2 separate regions of the Homo sapiens genome follow, and region 2 is linked to region 1. The links are chromatin loops, found by intact Hi-C in ENCODE. Cell type or tissue: gastrocnemius medialis. All regions are shown on one strand. Links, peaks and the distances in the headings refer to the core of each region. The heading gives the core; the rest is flanking DNA.

Region 1 (10,682 bases), core at 1,452-9,451:
GCGCCTAGATGTGGAGGCAGCACACTGGTCGGGAGGGATGGTGTGCCTGGCCCGTGCCTGCTGGTGAGCCAGGCTGGTCCTGGCATGAGGCAGCACGCTGGTTGGGGGGATGGTGTGCCCGGCCCGTGCCCGCTGGTGATCCAGGCTGACCTGGGGGGATGGTGTGCCCGGCCCATGCCCACTAGTGAGCCAGGCTGGTCCTGGTGTGAGGAGGAGGAGGAGGAGGAGGACGAGATGAGCCCTGGGTGGCATCCCGTGCTGGCACCACCATGTAGGAACATGGCCATGTGTGCTCTGGTGCTGCCATGTACTGCAGGGGACCGGAACACGTCTGAGCTGATAAACGTGTTGCCATCCCAGTGAACAGATCTGCTGTTCGGTGCCTGTGGTCTGATGGGCAGCGCCTAGGTTTCTCAATTCCATTTCCACCTGGCCTGAGAGCTTGTACTCGTCGCAGCCAGTGTAGACTGTCCGCACTGGTCCTTAGTGTTGCTGCAGTTGCAAATGGGCTCATCCACTGTGCCTGCCTGTTGGTTTGCCGCTTGCCTGGGATGTAGATCTAGGGTGAACCCTTGGGTGTGTGCCGGCTTTGAGGGTGTCCCATGGCCTCATCTGCGGGCCCAGAGCTGAGCAACTGAGGCGTCTGGACACATGGCCTGCCACAGTCGTGTGACCTTCACGCCGAGTCTAGGCCAGAGATGTCAGAGGAGGGAATTGCGGCCCAGGCAGGGGCTGACTTGCCCAAGGCCACTTGGCCTCCAGATGGGGCCCGGTGTTTAAGTTTCCACTTCGAACAGAGCATCTGTCTAAAGCAGATCAACCCTCATCTCATGGTTAGGAGCCCTCAGTCCGCCGCTGCAGGGGGCGAGCTGTCGGTTTTGGGTAGAGGCCGGCTCTGCATTCTGAGGATGAGCCTTGTGGGTTTTGGATAGAGGCCGGCTCTGCGTTCTGAGGATGAGCCTTGTGTTCTGAAATCAAGGAGAGCAGGTGCCAGGGCTGAACACTTCAAAGTTGTAATGCGAATTGTCCAATAGGCAAAGATTTTTATTAAGTATTCAGCTGAGTAAGAAGAGGGGGTGCTCACGACTGCTGGCTGGAGTGCAGTTTGGCAGTAACGCCCCAACTTGATGAAAGTCGTATAGTTTAGCTGTTAGGAACTTTCCCTGGAGCAGTCCACCTCACAGGTGCCCAGTGCGCAGGACCTGGAGAATATCTGTTCTATGTCTGCATTGGTGTAAACAAGCTACAACACCGAACTAAAAGCCCATCGGGGCAAGTGTCAGGACATCCTGGGGGTTCTAGGAGTGGTTAAAGTATAAAATAGATGTTTATGTCCTGACATGGACTTTTTTTTTTTTTTTTTTGAGACAGGGTCTGGCCCTATCACCCAGGTTGGAGTACAATGGCACCATCATGGCTTACTGCAGACTCAACCTCTCAGACTCAATCAATCCTCCCACTTCAGCCTCCTGAATAGCTGGGACTGCAGGCATGCGCCACTACTCCCAGCTAATTTTTTGTACTTTCTGTGCAGACAGGGTTTTGCCATGTTGCCCAGGCTGGTCTCGAGCTCCTGGGCTCAAGTGATCCTCTCCCCTCAGCCTCCCAAAGTGCTGGGATTACAGGCGTGAGCCACCACACCAGCCTGATTTGAAATTTGGTTAGAATAAGAAAGAAAACCTGGCAAGCCAGAGTGACAGACATGGCATCTGCATGGTGAGTGTGGATGAGTGGCAGTGGATTTGGGAGGGGGGACTGGAGCGGGAGCAGTGGCTGCCAACCATGGGCCTGACCCGGCGAGCCCGTCACCAGATTCCAGATACTCTCACCCCGACTGCTTGGACGTATTGCAAATATAGTGACTCATAGGATTACTGTCCTTTGATTTATGTTAATCATAGCCTTGAACGCTTTCTTAAAGTGTAAAAGTTACAGTTAAAAAAACCTCCAACCTTACTTTTCATAACTCTGCCAGCTCTTTGTGGCGGGTTAGCCTTCTGCTCTGGGTGGCACAGTGGCGTCAGCGTCTGTTTTGCTAACTCTGGGCATCTCATCCTAACTGTGCCCAGCCACACGGAGGGCCTCAGAGAGGGGCAGAGAAGTGCATTTTGGGTGGCTGCATTTGCCATCCAATATCCTAGTTGGAATCGGGAGACCTTGCATCAAGCCAGGACACAGGACCGCTGTTGGATGCCATGGTCTGAGCAGCAATGTGGCCCTCATCTGAGGTGTGTGCTGGGTCTGCCTCTGCACCAGCTAGGTGTCCTGGTAAGTTAAGTAACACTTCGCCTGCTCTCTGTTGCCCCTAAGCCTTTGTCTCGCATCAATCTTGGCAGAATCCTCCTGTTCCTCTGTCTTCGGCTTTAGCCACCATCAGGGCGTGTGTCCTGCTATTTCCCCACTCGTTTTTGCCCTGTAAAGGAAAGACCATGTAGCAGCTGGCACTCCTTCCCCACTCCAGGCCCGGTGTCCTGGGCTGTGGCACCTGAAGATTCTGTCCCTGAGCCAGTCTGGACACAGCCAGGCGGCAGCACTGGCATTTTGGGATGTCAGTGCATCATCATGGGCACTGTGTGTCCACGTGGGATGCCAGGACCTGGTGCTGGGATGTACAGGGAGTGAGTACTGCGGCTGCATTTCTCTCCTGTTGGAGGGAGGTTCTCACCTCCAGCTTCTGATGATGTCAGTGGAGCGAGAATGCCAACCCAGAGGGCCGTGACACTCCAGCCCTTTTTTTTTTTTTTTTTTTTTTGAGACAGGTTCTCGTTCTGTCACCCAGGCTGGAGTGCAGTGGTGCAATCTCAGCTCACTGCAGCTTCGACCTACCAGGCCCAAGAGATCTCTCACACTCCGAGTAGCTGGGACTACAGGCGCCAGCCACCACACCCAGCTAATATTTTTGTATATTTTTGTAGAGACGGGGTTTCACCATGTTGCCCAGGCTGGTCTCCAACTCCCGACCTCAAGCGATCCACCTGCCTCAGCCTCCCAAAGTGCTGGGGTTACAGGTGTGAGCCACTGCACCTGGCCTTGATCTTCTAGCGAAAACTAGAGAGAGAGAGAGAGAGAGAGAGAGAGAGAGAGAAACGTTAAGAGGGAAAGAAAAGGCAGGAACCCCTAAGCCCACTCCCTCAGGAGAGGAAGGGAAGAGAGGATGGGGATCCAGCCAGACCCTTTTGTCAGGAAAACACTTGCTGGGTTCCTTACCTGGAGGGGTCTCTAGTGAGTCGGTTGATGGCAGGAGGCTCCCTGGCAGCCAGACAGGGAGAAGAATGCCAGCCTCTGCAGGCACCTTCGGCCACGTGGAGGAGCAGACCTAAGTGTGGCCAGGGAGGTTTCAAAGCCTCGAAAATGCTGCAGACAAAGGATGCATGTCCTGTGCCAGACCCTGTTCTCTAAGCCAGGAGCAGGTACTGATGGGGGGTCCCGGGCCAGGTGGACACACAGAGAAGAGGACTGAGGAGTGCAAAACCCCTCCCTTGCTCCCAGGGAGGCATTTTGCCCAAGCCAGGGAATGCAGAGGGCAATGAGCCCACAACTGCCACAATTTCTGGGACAAAGCTATGAGGCAAGGTATGCTCACATCAAGATTTGAACTCAGATTGCTGCTGTTGCCTGTCCTCCGTGCCTTGACACAAACAGGGACGTTATTGGGGCCTGGAGAAGAATTATGGGCCACAGGCTGCCCAGTCAGGAAAGAAAAGGGAGTCTATAGCAGAGGATGGTTTCGATCCATCGACCTCTGGGTTATGGGCCCAGCACGCTTCCGCTGCGCCACTCTGCTGGCTATAAGGGGGGAGCCTGAGTCAGATCATGACCACAGGAGTCATCTCCCTGCAGGCGGCGACCCCTACTGGCCAAGAGGGGCCAACAGAGGACTGGCTGGGCAAGGCACATGCTCAATTATAAGCCTACTCCTCCTCTCTCAACTTCTTGTAGATAAAACTCTCTGAATTCATGTCCTTTTCTGCTGTTAAAACATTGGCTGGAGGCCGGGCACAGTGGCTCACGCCTGTAATCACAGCACTTCGGGAGGCCAAGGCAGGCAGATCACATGAGGTCGGGAGTTCGAGACCAGCCTGACCAACATGGAGAAACCCTGTCTCTACTAAAAATACAAAATTAGCCGGGCGTGGTGGCGCATGCCTGTAATCCCAGCTACTCGGGAGGCTGAGGCAGAATTGCTTGAACCCAGGAAGTGGAGGTTGCGGTGAGCCGAGATCGCACCACTGCACTCCAGCCTGGGCAACAAGAGTGAAACTCTGTCTCAAAAAAAAAAAAAAAAAGTTGGCTGGGCATGGTGGCTTACGCTGTAATCCCAGCACTCTGGGAGGCTGAGGCTCAGGAGTTTGAGACCAGCCTGGGCAACACAGGGAGACCCCCCCCCCCCGGCCTCTACAAAAAATAAAAATAAAAAAAAAAATAGCCAGGGGTTGGCAGCCAACGCCTGTAGTCCCAGCTACTCAGGAGGCTGAGGTGGGAGGATCGCTTGAGCCCAGGAAGCAGAGAGCAAAGATCATGCCACTGCGCTCCAGCCTGGGTGACAGAGCCAGACCCCAGTCTCAAAAAACAAAACAAAAAAAAGACTGAAACTCCTGGGATCCAACTGAAAGTATGAGCCGGGACACTCAAAGGAGATAGCTGCAGCTAGTCTAATGAACTGTCTGTGAGGAGCATCTCGACACAAGCCACGGTCAGCACCGAGGCCTGAGCCCTCAGGGCAGGGTGCATCCTTCCCAGGAGCCTGGACCCTGTGAGAGCTGGAGCTAATGGGATGGGCCACCAAACAGGAGGCATGGCTCCCCTGAGAGGAGCCATCGACCCTAGGCCAGGCAGAGAAAGAGCTGGGGAATACCCAAGCCTCTCTCTCCTCCACCCTCCAATCTCCTTGCCCGTGCCTCCCATTGGCTGCAGCCGCTTAGCTGTCTTGCCCTCTGCCTTCCAGGCGGCCTCAGGTAAGAAAGGCGGAGGTGGGCCTAGAGGACACATCCCAAAGCACTACAGGAAGTAGGTGTGGCCCTACATGTATGGACACGTTGCCAAGAGCACGGGAGGGAGGGGAGGCTGAGGCAGAGCCTGCAGCCAGGGAGCTCCGTGATGTTGCTGGCACCTGGCAGGGCACAGGGTGCAGCCCTGGGCCCAGAACCTCCAGACTGGGGGCTGCCGATGGGGTGAGGCTCCCTGTGCTGCACCCACAGGCCTGTACTGCAAACCTTCACCTCCGCAGTCTAATGGGTGTTGTGTGAGTCTTACAGACCCAAGCACACAGGTACAGGCACAGAGGTGAAAAGGTGTCGACTGGGAGAAGACAGAGGGAACCTTCTGAGCAGCTCAGAACTGTCCCAGGGCTTGGCCAAGCTGCTAGGCTCAAAACCAGATTGGAGGGTTGGTGTCAAAGGCTTGCTGATGAGGTATGTGGATGGACTTCTTGCAACAGGCCCAGAAGTTGAGAAGAGATGGTCCCTACTCTTCTGGGTGTACGAAGCAATCTAAACATGACGGCCAGACTCTCCAGCCACCTTAGTGATGCTTGTTTTATGGCCTCGGACCAAAATGGTCATGAGAACACGGAAGGAGGGCACGCCCAGGCTTCTTTCTTCGTCAAGCCTGCCCGGGCAAGGGCTCCTGCTAAAATATTTTAGCGACCAACCACACATCGCAATACTAGTGGGGTGGGGCAGCCCGCACCTGGTGACAGGTGGCCTCACTCATCCTTCTGTGGAAGGCGCAGGGGCCAGGCCGGAAAAGACCCTGAGGCTGGACCTGGTCGTATCTGCGTCCCTGCAGGAACCCACTGTCGCTGCCCCTGCACGACGCCCGCCAGCCCACGATGGCAGCAACAGGTGATGGGCCCGTGCAGGTGGGAAACCGATTTTCCTCTCAGCCGCTCGCCCTCCGGAGGCAGCTGGCCCAAAAGAGGGGCATCGGGCGTCCTCCTCCACACAGCCTTAGAGGGGGAGGTCGGCACCAGCATCTTTCCCACGCTCCTGGCAGATGCGCCCACGGCTTCTACCCGGGATGCCCGAGCGTCAGTCGGGCCAGCGCCAGCCGCGCGCGCCGGAAGCGTTTGCTCGTGCAGATCCCCGGCGCGGAAGCCCGACTACGAAGCTGCGGCATCGCAGGCGCCGCCTCAGGTCCCCACCCGCTTCCCCCCGGGTTTGCGGACGGAGCTGGCGCCTCTGAAGGCGGAGGCGAGGGCCCCGCTCCTTGACCGTTCTTGCTCCTCCGCGGGAGCCGCCGGCCGTCACGTGGGAGGTCACGTGGGTGGTTTGTCAACTGCTCGCAGACGCCTTCGCGCGCAGCCCCGGCCCTCACGGGAGTGCGCAGTCCGAGCATGCGCAGCAGGAGGCGCGAGTTGTCCTCCACAGCGCGGCGGGGCGGGAGACCTCCCTCCCACCCAGACCCCGCCGGCCTCCCTCCCACTCAGACCCCGCCGGCCTCCCTCCCACCCCCGCCGACCTCCCTCCCACCCAGACCCCGCCGGCCTCCCTCCCACCCACCCAGACCCCGCCGCCCTCCCTCGGCGCTCGGGACAGGCTCGGGACGCTGGGGCCGCGTCCGAGCACGTGAGGGCTGAGCAGCCCGCGCCTCTCCTTAGGAAACCCAGTGAGACGCTGGGTATTCGAATGTGGTCGCCGGGGAACGGGCGGCGCCCACACCCCCCGCGCTCGGAGAACTCCCCAGTCCCGCCTGAAACGAACGCGGTGCCCTAAAGTGCGGGCTGCAGGCTCTGCCGCTTGACGCGGCGATGATTGAAGGTGCTGCTTTTAGGAGAGAATAGAAAGGGCCTTCTTTCCTTTCCCCCGGTGGATGTAAACGTGCTTGTTATTATGGGGCATTTAGAAAAGCTTCTGTCCACTGTGTATTCTCTTTGGCAACGCTCTAGACACTTTGAGGGTTGCTGTCAGATCTGGCCCAACCTCTCCTATGTGACGGGAAGGATTTCAGGCATTTCAAGTGCCCCGCGCAGTGACTGGCCCGGAATTCCGCGCGTCTTCCCGGTAGCGTTTTTCCTTTGTCTTTGGTAGAGGACTGGGGGTGGGTGGGGGGGTGGGTCTCACACTGTTGCTCACGCTGGTCTCGAACTCCTGAGCTCCGTGGATCCTCCCGCCTCGGCCTCCTACGCGCTGGGAGTGCAGGTGTGAGCAACCCCGCCCGGCCCAGAGCGGCTTAATACCAGCTTTCCAGCGTTGTGATTTCCGGAGAAACGCAGGCTGACTTCCATGTTTACTATTCACTCTTCTTCACTAATGACACCACGTACATTCTGTTCGTGATTTCTGTGTGACTCAAGTCCACAAATCCTTCGTGTGCTATGCGGAGCCTTTGTGATTGTTGAGGGTTCTCAAGATACTCACTGATGGGGCCGGGCGCGGTAGCCCATGCCTGTAATCCCAGCACTTTGGGAGGCCGAGGCGGGTGGATCACAAGATCAAGAGATCGAGACCATCCTGGCCAACATGGTGAAACCCCGTCTCTACTAAAAATACAAAAATTAGCCGGGCGTGGTGGTGTGTGCCTGTAATCCCAGCTATCGGGAGGCTGAGGCAGGAGAATCACTTGAACCTGGGAGGCGGAGGTTACAGTGAGCCGAGATCGTGCCACTGCCCTCCAGCCTGAGTGACAGTGAGACTCTGTCTCAAAAAAAAAAAAAAAAAAAAAAACCGGTATTCATTTATGTAAAAGACTCCCTGATGTAGGTAATGTCGGTCTGGTTTAAAAACCTATACAACCAAACAACATAGGCAATGTTTAGTCTTAGGAAAGACTAACCAACATCAGGTGGCAGTTTTTCTGTTTAAAAAAACCTATTTTGGCCGGGAGTGGTGTTTCACCCCTGTAATCCTAGCACTTTGAGAGGCCTACGTGGACAGATTGCCTGAGTTCAGGAGTTCAAGACCAGCCTGGACAACATGGTGAAACCCCGCCTGTACTAAAATACAAAAAATTAGCGCGGCGTGGTGGCGCCTGTAATCCCAGCTACTCGAGAGGCTGAGGCAGGAGAATCGCTTGAACCCGGGAGGCGGAGCTTCAGTGAGCCGAGATGGTGCCATTGGACTCCAGCCTGGGTGACAGAGCGAGACTCTGTCTCCAAAAAAAAAAATGGTTTCAAAATGTTTTGAGAAGCATCTGTTTTGTCTGATGTGTTTTAGTTGATTAAGTGCAAGTTGCAGGATCGGAATCTTGAACAATAAATCTTCCACTAAAAAGTGTTGAGTGGAATTACTGCTCGTCGTAACAGGTGTAATGAGACAGCGTGGTACTGAAACCAGCAAATTTGTGGGTGTGTCTGTGGCCAGCCCAGTGTGTGTCCTGCTGACTGGACCAGCTGTGGTTTTCCTGTCTGTGACCTTCAGCTCCCTTCTGCATCTTTGCTTTCTGTTTGGTGTGTTCTCTCATAATGTCTGTATCGTCATTTTCATTCTCCATATTTTTTTAGTTACGACGATTCTTTTCCTTCATGGTTTTGACCATTAGTGTTTTTAATTTCTGTTGTGATACAGTACTTTGTCTTGAGCTCCACAATTGTGTAATAAAATAACAATACACTGGCCGGATGCGGTGGCTCACGCCTGTAATCCCAGTACTTTGGGAGGCTGAGGTGGGCGGATCACGAGGTCAGGAGATCGAGACCATCCTGGCTAACACAATGAAACCCCATCTCTACTAAAAATACAAAAAATTCACCGGGCGCGGTGGCTCACGCCTGTAATCCCAGCACTTTGGGAGGCCAAGGCAGGCGGATCGTGAGGTCAGGAGATCAAGACCATCCTGGCTAACGTGGTGAAACCCCGTCTCTACTAAAAATACAAAAAATTAGCTGGGTGTGGTGGTGGATGCCTGTAGTTCCAGCTACTTGGGAGGCTGAGGCAGGAGAATGGCGTGAACCCGGGAGGCGGAGCTTGCAGTGAGCCCAGATCACGCCACTGCACTCCAGCCTGGGCGACAGAGCGAGGCTCCGTCTCAAAAAAAAAAAAAAAAAAATACAAAAATTTAGCCGGGCATGGTGGCATGCGCCTGTCGTCCCAGCTACTCGGGAGGCTGAAGCAGGAGAATCGCTTGAACCTAGGAAGTGGAGGTTGCAGTGAGCAGAGATCATGTCACTGCACTCCAGCCTGGGCGACAGACAGAGACTCCATCAATAAATAAACAAAATAACAATACACCACACATACTGACTTGCGAGTGTGTGAAGGGGTTCTGTCCTGAGAACACACATCTCTTCAGCTACTTTTGCTGTGTTATTAGCAATTTGTGTGTTATTTCTTCTGGAACTTCCAGAATTTCTCAGGACAATTGCATATGTTTCAGATGTGCAAAGCCTTGATGTGACTTCACACTCCAGGGATCACAGTTGGTGCTGCCACAGGCGTGTGCCCTGCAAGCACAGGCATTCCAAGAAATGGTTCACTGCAGCAAAATTTCTGCTGTGGGGCAGGGACCAGCTCCATAGAATCTGCCCTCCAGGAGGGATTTCCCATCCTGACCAGCATTCAAGAGTAGGTTCTCTGCTCACACTATGGGAGTCAGATGTTCGGAGAATGTTCCAGACTGTGTGTTGGGAAGTATTTCAAAGCTTGATCTCCCCAAGCCTTGTGTGCTCCTCTTGCCTGGGGCTAGTGGTCAGGAGCCCCGTGGGTCAATTTCTGGCCAGGTGAGCACGTGGCAGCTGGCCATAGCATAGCTGGGTCGAAGGGACTGCAGAGCCCAGCACAACCCCCATGCCTCCTCCAGTGCTTCCCCAGGAGGCAGGGTGGACACTGCCCTACCTGGGGCCCTATGGCTGGGCCTCAGATCTTCCCAGCCAGCCTCTTTGGCCAGGTGAACTCAAACTCCTGGACTCCAGGGATCATCCCACCTCAGCCTCGTGAGTAGCTGGGACTACAGGCATGAGCCACTGTGCCCAGCCAAAAAAAAAATTTTTTTTTTTTTTTTGAGAGGGAGTCTTACTCTGTCGCCCAAGCTGGAGTGCAGTGGTGTGATCTCGGCTCACTGCAACTTCCACCTCCCAGGTTGAAGCGATTCTCCTGCCTCAGCCTCCCGAGTAGCTGGGATTACAGGTGCTCACCACCACGCCCGGCTAATTTTTGTATTTTTAGTAGAGACGAGGTTTCACCGTGTTGGCCAGGCTGGTCTCGAACTCCTGACCTCAAATGATCCACCCTCCTCGGCCTCCCAAAGTGCTAGGATTACAGGCATAAGCCACTGCGCCCAGCCAAAAGATTTTTCTAAAATTATGGCTGTGGAGGTGTGGAGTCACTGGTAGCAGGAGCAAGAGGTGTAGACTTGATCATGCAGTGTTGGCAATAGCCAGTGGAGACCTGGGTCCCAGGTCCTGCCTCCCCACCCTCTACCTCCACCCCCAGTGGAGGCAAAGACCTTGACTCTCAGTCTCCAGCTTTCTTCCCTCTACCAAGTCCCCTAGCCTGGACACTCACATTCTCTGATTCTGTAGACAGCGGGGACTAAAAAACCTGTGCTGTGATCATGGTTAGTCAACCCATGAAAAGATGCACAGGCCGGGCACGGTGGCTCTCGCCTGCAACCCCAGGACTTCGGGAGGCCAAGGCTGGCGGATCACTTCAGGCCAGGAGTTTGAGACCAGACTGGGCAGCATGGCAAAACCGCATCTGTACAAAAAATACAAAATTTAGCCGAGCGTGGTGGTGCACACCTGTAGT
Region 2 (8,000 bases), core at 1-8,000, 140 kb after region 1:
TTTCCTCAATGTAGGTTCAGTAAGTTTTAGAAACACATCTGAGTGACCTGAGAATTATGTCAAGGTCACTAATGTACTCTTCAAACACTATTTAACCGAGAGACAATGTTTAGCCCTTTTATAAACTACATGATCTTAGGCTTATTAATAAAGTTATTAATGCTTGATTATATCATAAGTCTTTTCAGGTTTTTTTTTTTTTTTTGAGATGGAGTTTTGCTCTTGTCGCCCAGGATGGAGTGCAGTGGTGCGATCTTGGCTCACTGCAACCTCCACCTCCTGGGTTCAAGTGATTCTCCTGCCTCAGCCTCCCAAGTAGCTGGGATTACAGGCGCCCATCACACCCAGCTAATTTTTGTATTTTTAGTAGAGACGGCGTTTCACCATGTTGGCCAGGCTGGTCTCGAACTCCTGACCTCAGGAGATCCACCCACCTCGGCCTCCCAAAGTGCTGGGATTACAGGCATTAGCCACTGTGCGCAGCCGTCTTTTCAAGTTCTAAAAGCAACAAGTCATTCCCTTAGCAAGATGTGATTCTAGCTAATGGTTAAGTAAAGAAATGTTGGCTGGGTGCAGGGGCTGACACCTATAATCTCAGCACTCTGGGAGGCCAGGCCGAGGCAGGTGGATCCCTCAGGTCGGGAGTTCAAGACCAGCGCGACCAACATGGAAAACCCCCGTCTCTACTAAAAATACAAAACTTGCCAGGTGTGGTGGCGCATGCCTATAATCCCAGCTACTCGAGAAGTTGGGGCAGGAGAATCACTTGAACCCGGGAGGCAGAGGGTGCGGTGAGCCGAGATCGCGTCACTGCACTCTAGCCTGGGCAACAAGAGTGAAACTTCGTCTCTCAAATAAATACATAAATAAAAAATAAAAATACAAAAATCAGCCAGCTGTGTAGTCCCAGCTACTCGGGAGGCTGAGGCAGGAGAATCACTTGAACCCGGCAGGTGGAGGTTGCAGTGAGCCGAGATCACGCCACTGCACTCCAGCCTGGGTGACAGAGCAAGACTCCGTCTCAAAAAAAAAAAAAAAAAAAGAAGACAAACACAGTCAGTCACAGGCACAGTTAGCTATGCGGTCTCTGGGTTTTAAAAATGGAAAGAAAAAAAAGAAAAACAGATTTTTCAGAATCAAGTGAAGAGGCAGAGAAGGAGAGTTAAGGCCTTTCCTGGAATGAGAAGTAATCAAAGGTAAGAGCCAAACTTCAGGAATTAGAGAGGACTTCTAAACCCCGCCAAAGAGATTCTCCCATAATACCTGACCCCCACCTCCTGCAGCTGAAGAGGGGGAAAGGGTCTCCCCACAGAAAGACCAGGGTTACATTCAGAGCTTTCTATGTTCCAGATCCCAAGGGCTGGTACTGAAATATTACAAAGGATATTCGTTGTTACAGAAAAATGTAAGATACAATAAATCTTTCTGAGTTTCTCTTCAAAGGGTTTATTTAGCCTGTTAACTTCCTTATCCTTTGTTCTCGAACTCGACTTTCTTGTTCTTCCTTGCCCCTAGTTACTGTAAACAGCCTACCCGCTTCCCGTCAACTCTAATCAATAACTCACACCTGTTCCCTTGGTTACCTGTACACATTGTTCCCCTGAAACTGCACGTCTCACACGCTCCACCTCTGTACCTCACATCCCCCTCCCCTTCTATATTTAGAAAAATATGTACAAGTAGCCTATTGGGTCAGCTCAGATTGTGCAGTCCGACCCCAGCCCATAGGGGAGTGACACAGAGATAGGGACTGCGTTCAGGATAAAAACCCCCGGTCTCCTTTGTTCTCTGTGCTCTTGCCATCTTGACTGATGCAAGGGGCACCCTTCTGCAGAAGTAAATTGCCTTACTGAGAGAATTAAACTTTTGCCTGAGTGCTGGTTTTACTTCACAGCACTGAGCATTTATTTATTCCTGGAACATTTTATACCCACAAAAAGAAGAAATGCCCAAGCCTGCCCAGGATGTCAGCGTCTACATCTCTAAGGGTCCCTGGCGGTCGGACTTGTCTGTAACAGCAACTAAAATTGCAGCAATAGGTTGCGTAGGACACAAAACAGGCTCCTACTAAACATCAGCTGAGGAAAACTTGAGGTACACCCCAGTCCTTGTGGTACAGAGAAAAACCCTCTCCTCTAATCATGGTCTCTATTCTCACACAATCACCAACACAGAAGACTTCTGTGACTAAAGCAGAAACCGCACAGCAAACCCCAGCTGGTCTTCCTCTAACTCAGTTCTGACACCATCTACCTGGAGAGAGTATTAGATCCCACAGGTTGAAGGCTCAGTCCCCAAGACCGACTGCACCACACACCAGTCACAAGTTAGAACCTTCAAAACTTCTGACTGACCAGCTTCAAGTTGGGGTTCCCGTGACCCCTTCTTTGGGTTCAATTTGCTGGCACGGCTCACCGAACTCAGGGAAACACTTCCTTATGTTTACCAGTTTATAACAAAGAATATTACAAAGGATACAGATGAAGAGATGCATAGGGCAAGGTATTAGGGGAAGGACACAAAGCTTCCGTGAAGCTCTCTGAACCCCGTCTCCTTGGGATTTTATGGAAGCTTCATGATATCAGCATTCCTTTCCCAGGGGCAGAGGGTACGGCCTTCTCTGGGGAGGGTCCTGAGACCCACAATTAGAAAGGGTGGGGGTGTGGTGGTTAATGCCTGTAATCCCAGCACTCTGGGAGGCCGAGGCAGACAAATAACTTGAAGTCAAGAGTTCGAGACCAGCCTGGTCAACGTGGTGAAACCCCATCTCTACTAAAAATACAAAACAAACAAAAAAACGTAGCCAGGTGTGGTGGCATGTGCCTGTAATCCCAGCTACTTGGAAGGCTGAGGCACGAGAATCGCTTGAACCCATGAGGTGGAGGTTGCAGTGAGCCAAGATGGAGCCACTGCACTCCAGCCTGGGAGAGATTCTGTCAAAGAAGAGGGGAGGCGAGGGAAAGGGAGGGGAGGGAAAGGGAGGGGAGGGGAGAGGAGGGGAGGGGAGGGGAGGGGAGGGGAGGGGAGGGGAGGGGGGAGGAGGAAAGAAAGAAAGAAAAAAGAAAAGAAAGGAAGGAAGGTGGGGTGGTGGTGGGGAGACAGGACACGTTAGGGTGAAAGGGGGGTAGGAGAAGGTCAGAGGCCTCCCCTGAGGGCCAATATTGTAACAAAAAGACTAACCAGGTCTGTGGGAGTTACCGGCCAGGGTGAAAACCAAAATATATAATTACACCACATCTTGACAGGCCCAGACTCTCCCAACAGAGCCTGCTGCAAAACACAAGAAACTAATAAAAGAAAATGGGGAAAGGGGATGTCTGAATACTGGCATAACTTCTATTCCACTAAGAGATGCTTGAAAAATGAATCACTTTATACAAATGAGTGAAAATCAACCATTCTAGCACTTGAGGCTAATAACCTTTTTATTTTTGCCTCTGTCATGTCGTGCAGTCCCTGTTTCTCGTTCCTATTTCTGTGGAGTTTTATTTTTAAAGAAAACCTTATTTCCCATTATAAAAATTATGCATCATTTCTATAAAACAACACAGAAAAGCATAAAGTAGAAAACACTGTGAAACAACATCATTTATGTACTTTTTTTGAGACAGAGTCTCGCTCTGTCACCAGGCTGGAGTGCAGTGGCACGATCTCGGCTCACTGTAACCTCCGCCTCCTGGGTTCAAGTGATTCTCCTGCCTCAGCCTTCCAAGTAGCTGGGACTACAGGCACCCACCACCATGCCCGGCTAATTTTTTTATTTTTAGTAGAGATGGGGTTTCACCATGTTGGCCAGGATGGTCTCGATCTCCTGACCTCGTGATCCACCTGCCTCGGCCTCCTAAAGTGCTGGGATTACAGGCATGAGCCACTCTGCCTGGCCACGTATGTTCTAAACTTTGTGCATAGATATTTTGTTCCTATAACACCATCTATGCTATTCTCTACTTTCTTTTTCCTTTAACAATGCCATGGCCATCTCTCCAAATGAGGATTCAGATTGGTCTCGGCATTCTTACCGCATGAAGCACCATTTTGAGGATGTGCCACAACCACAGTAATCACCCCTTTCATGAAAGTCATTCGGGTTCTCCAATTTTCCACTCTTGGAAACAGCGTTGCAAGTAATATTGGTATACAGGCACCAAACAGTACATCTATAATGAACACAGCTTGCCAAATTACTCCACAAGGCTCTACCAATTTAACCTTCTACCACCAGGTTACCAAACTTCCCCTTTCCACCTCCTTCCCAAAGCTACCCACCACCTCTGTGTCCTCCCCACCCGCAGGAACCACCTGCTACCTACACATTGCAGGCCTCCCATTTCTCTAGCACCTTCACCTGGCACGCTGGGTGAGCACACAGCACGAAGCCTGCAGGACCTGTTGTGAAGCTAGATGTGCTGAGGCTGCCGGGCTGTGTGTGTGTCGGGTCTGGCGGGCTGCTGGGCTGTGTCAGGTCGAGAGGGCTGCCAGGCTGTGTGTCAGGTCAGGTAGGCTGCTGGGCTGTGTGTAGGTGGGGCGGGCTGCTGGGCTGTGTGTGTGTGGGGTCGGGAGGGCTGCTGGGCTGTGTGTGTGTCAGGTCGGGAGGGCTGCCGGGCTGTGTGTCGGGTCAGGTGGGCTGCCGAGCTGTGTGTGGGTCGGGAGGGCTGCTGGGTTGTGTGTGTGTCGGGTCAGGTGGGCTGCTGGGCTGTGTGTGTGTCGGGTCAGGTGGGCTGCTGGGCTGTGTGTGGGTCGGGAGGGTGGCTGGGCTGTGTGTGTGGAAAGAACAAACCTGGGTGTACAATGGATGCAGGACCTATGTCGGGGAGCAGGGTTGGACAACACTGCCCCCCAAGACTGAAGGAGCAGGGATCCCCAAGAAGGCTTCCCTGAACTACCAGCTTCCCGTTCCTGCCAAGTGGCAGAAGGCGTATCTGGAAACAGCAGCCTGCTCAGAGCCCACAGTCTCCTTACTCAATGCACAGTCACCCTGGAGAGAACCATGCCACAAGCCCAGATCCAGGACACACTGTCATGCAGGCTTCCTTCCCCACCACTCAGGAAAGCAAACTGCTACAATTAAAAAGGAACAAGGGCAAGTCTGGTGCTGCTCTTCACTGGGATTTTTTTCTTTTTTTTTTTTTTTTAAGACAGAGTCTCACTCTGCCATCAGGCTGCAGTGCAGTGGCGAGATCTCGGCTCACTGCAACCTCCGACTCCCTGGTTCAAGCAATTCTCCTGCCTCAGCCTCCCGAGTAGCTGGGATTAAAGGCACGCACCACCAGGTCCAGCTAATTTTTGTATTTTTAGTAGAGATGGGGTTTCACTGTGCCGGCCAGGATGGTTTCGATCTCCTGACCTCGTGATCTGCCCACCTTGGCCTCCCAAAGTGCTGGGATTAGAGGCCTGGCCTGCTCTTCATTGTTAAACTGTAAGCTGCCAGACGCAGAGCAGCAGATGAGTCTGTAAGTGCAGAGCCAAACTGTTTAAATGTGCCATCAAAAAGACAGTGTGGCCCTACTGTATCCATTTCACATTAGGGCCTATCTACTCACATAAGCTGGAAACGGGAGCACACCACACATGCACATGTGAGAACTCACTGCATGCTAAGCTCAGGGACAGCCTGCCCCAGACACAGCCGAGCTGGCAGACGCACAAGACCGGGTATATGTGTGTGATGAGCTAAACCATGACAATGGTATACTTTTCTGGAATTTAGAAGTTTTAGATGTTTCTTGTCTGGGTTTTTTTTTTTTTTGAGACGGAGTCTTGCTCTGTCGCCCAGGATGGAGTGCAGTGGCGCAATCTCGGCTCACTGCAACCTCGGCCTCCCGGGTTTAAGTGATTCTCGTGCCTCAACCTCCCCAGTAATTTGAATTACAGGTATGCGCCACCACGCCTGGCTAACTTTTTGTATTTGTAGTAGAGATGGGGTTTCACCGTGTTGCCCAGGCTGGTCTCGAACTCCTGAGCTCAGGCAATCTGCTCGCCTCAGCCTCCCAAAGTGCTGGGATTACAGGCGTGAGCCACCGTGCGGGCCGTCAAACTCATTTTTATAAGAAATGTTGAATTTACTGTAAACACTTCATTAATTAGGAAGCAGTTGTTAATATGCTGTTGTGGTGTTATGAGAGAGACACATACAGGTTTTCACCCACGGTTCCTGGCTCATAACTCCCAGACCTTGTTACAATCTTTTGTTATAATATTGGGTGTGTTAGGCCCTCAGGAACCAGAATCTCTCTCCTGCCCTTTCACCTGCTAAGGCAGAACTCAAATCTTCTCCACCTGATTGTGGGTCTGAAGAACCTCCATAGAGAAGCTCCCACCCTGCACACTAGGAGAAGCAATGCAGATACTATGAAGCTTCCTTAAAAATCCAAGAGGTGGCCGGGGTGCGGTGGCTCATGCCTGTAATCCCAGCACTTTGGGAGGACAAGGTGGGCGGATCACGAGGTCAGGAGATCAAGACCATCCTGGCTAACACAGTGAAACACCGTCTCTACCAAACATACAAAAAAAATTAGCCAGGCGTGGTGGCAGGTGCCTGCAATCCCAGCTACTCGGGAGGCTGAGGCAGGAGAAAGGCCTGAACCCGGGAGGCGGAGCTTGCAGTGAGCCGAGATCACACCACTGCACTCCAGCCTGGGCAACAGAGCGAGACAACGTCAGAGATAGATATGTATATATCTCCAAGAGGTATTTTCTGTAACACATGTGGGAAAAAAGAGAAAAAAAAAATCAAAGAAAAATGAATTTTGAAGTAAAAAAATAAAAAACATAAAAATCCAAGAGGTCAGCTGAACACATGGAAGGTTCTGGAGGGTGGCAGCCGAGGGAGGGCTTGGAAACTCCATAGCCTGTCCCCCCACACCTTGTTCCGTGCTTGCCCTCATCTGTATTCTTGGCAATTATCCTTTACAATGGGTCTGCAACCCCGGGGCAGTACTGGTCCGTGGCCTGTTAGGAACCAGGCTGCACAGCAGGACGCAAGCAGCAGGCGAACAAGCATCCCCACCAAGCTCTGCCCCGACAGATCAGCGGCAGCATACGATTCTCACAGAAGCATGAACCCCACTGTGAACGGCACACGCGAGGGATGGAGGCTGCACGCTCCTCCTGAGACTCTAATGCCTGATGATCTGAGTGGGAACAGTTTCATCCCGAAACCATCCCCCTATGAAAAAAACTGTCTTCCATGAAACCAGTCCCCGGTGCCGAAAAGGCTGCAGACCGCTGCTTTATAATAAACTGGTAAATGTGCTTCCCCAAGTTCTGGGAGCCGCTCCAGCACATTAATTGAATCCAAGGAGGGGGCTGTGGGAACCCCAACTTGAAGCCAGTCAGTCTGAAGTTTAGGAGGCCCAGACTCATGCATGGTGGGGACTGGGGCAGTCTTGGGGACTGAGCCCTCAACCTGTGGGATCTGACTCTATCTCTAGGTAGATGGCGTCAGAACTGAAAGGACACCCAGCTGGTGTCCACTGCTTGGTGTGTGGGGAGAAATTCCCCACATTCAGTCACAGAAGTCTTCTGTGCTGACAACTGTCGTGCTGTTAAGAGTGGAGAGAAAACATGGCTGGGGGGTTTTTCCCACACAGCTGCTAATGATTCAACTTGGACACCAACGTCTACAACTCTCCTGTAAGCTTCTGGGTCAATTCAGTAAAAAGTATCCTGAGATTTGCAAGTCAAGCTGTTTTAAAATGTTTTGCAACTACTTATCTGCATAAATCCCATCATTATCCCATCATACATTTATCTGCATAAATCCCATCATACAGTGTATGTGGCATCATACACTCCACAGCACCTAATGTGCGCGCAGGCATTAATCTGCGTGTCTTACGCACCCTGACTCATTTTTACAATAACTCTGAGGCAGGCATTGTTATCAACCTTATTTCACGTACAAAGAAAGTGAGGTGGCCGGGGACGGTGGCTCACGTCTGTAATCCCAGCACTTTGAGAGGCCGAGGTGCATGGATCATGAGGTCAGGAGTTAGAGACCA

The links. Peaks named below come from ENCODE experiments on the same cell type or tissue, not always from the same donor. Only the 100,000 strongest peaks of a DNase experiment are listed, where the experiment ranks them.
Region 2: a loop joins it to region 1, with 8 times the contacts of the local background. A loop is called at or near these places in 3 of 110 quality-filtered maps.

Annotation. Positions count from the first base shown.
Region 1 is chr17:82,491,009-82,501,690 of GRCh38, forward strand. It overlaps TRX-CAT1-8 (tRNA-iMet (anticodon CAT) 1-8), which reads right to left and starts at 3,784; the gene lies at 3,713-3,784. RefSeq lists silencers at 3,555-3,892, 3,668-3,927. In gastrocnemius medialis, for the core only: a CTCF peak has its summit at 3,862 (motif pointing left); DNase peaks (open chromatin) are centred at 3,843, 6,273 and 6,593; H3K4me3 peaks cover 1,863 bases; H3K27ac peaks cover 2,995 bases.
Region 2 is chr17:82,635,238-82,643,237 of GRCh38, forward strand. All of the region lies in intron 2 of WDR45B (WD repeat domain 45B), which reads right to left. Among named protein-coding and RNA genes, the nearest start is that of WDR45B, 9.2 kb to the right of the region's middle. In gastrocnemius medialis, for the core only: no CTCF peak of the experiment used is centred there; a DNase peak (open chromatin) is centred at 4,424.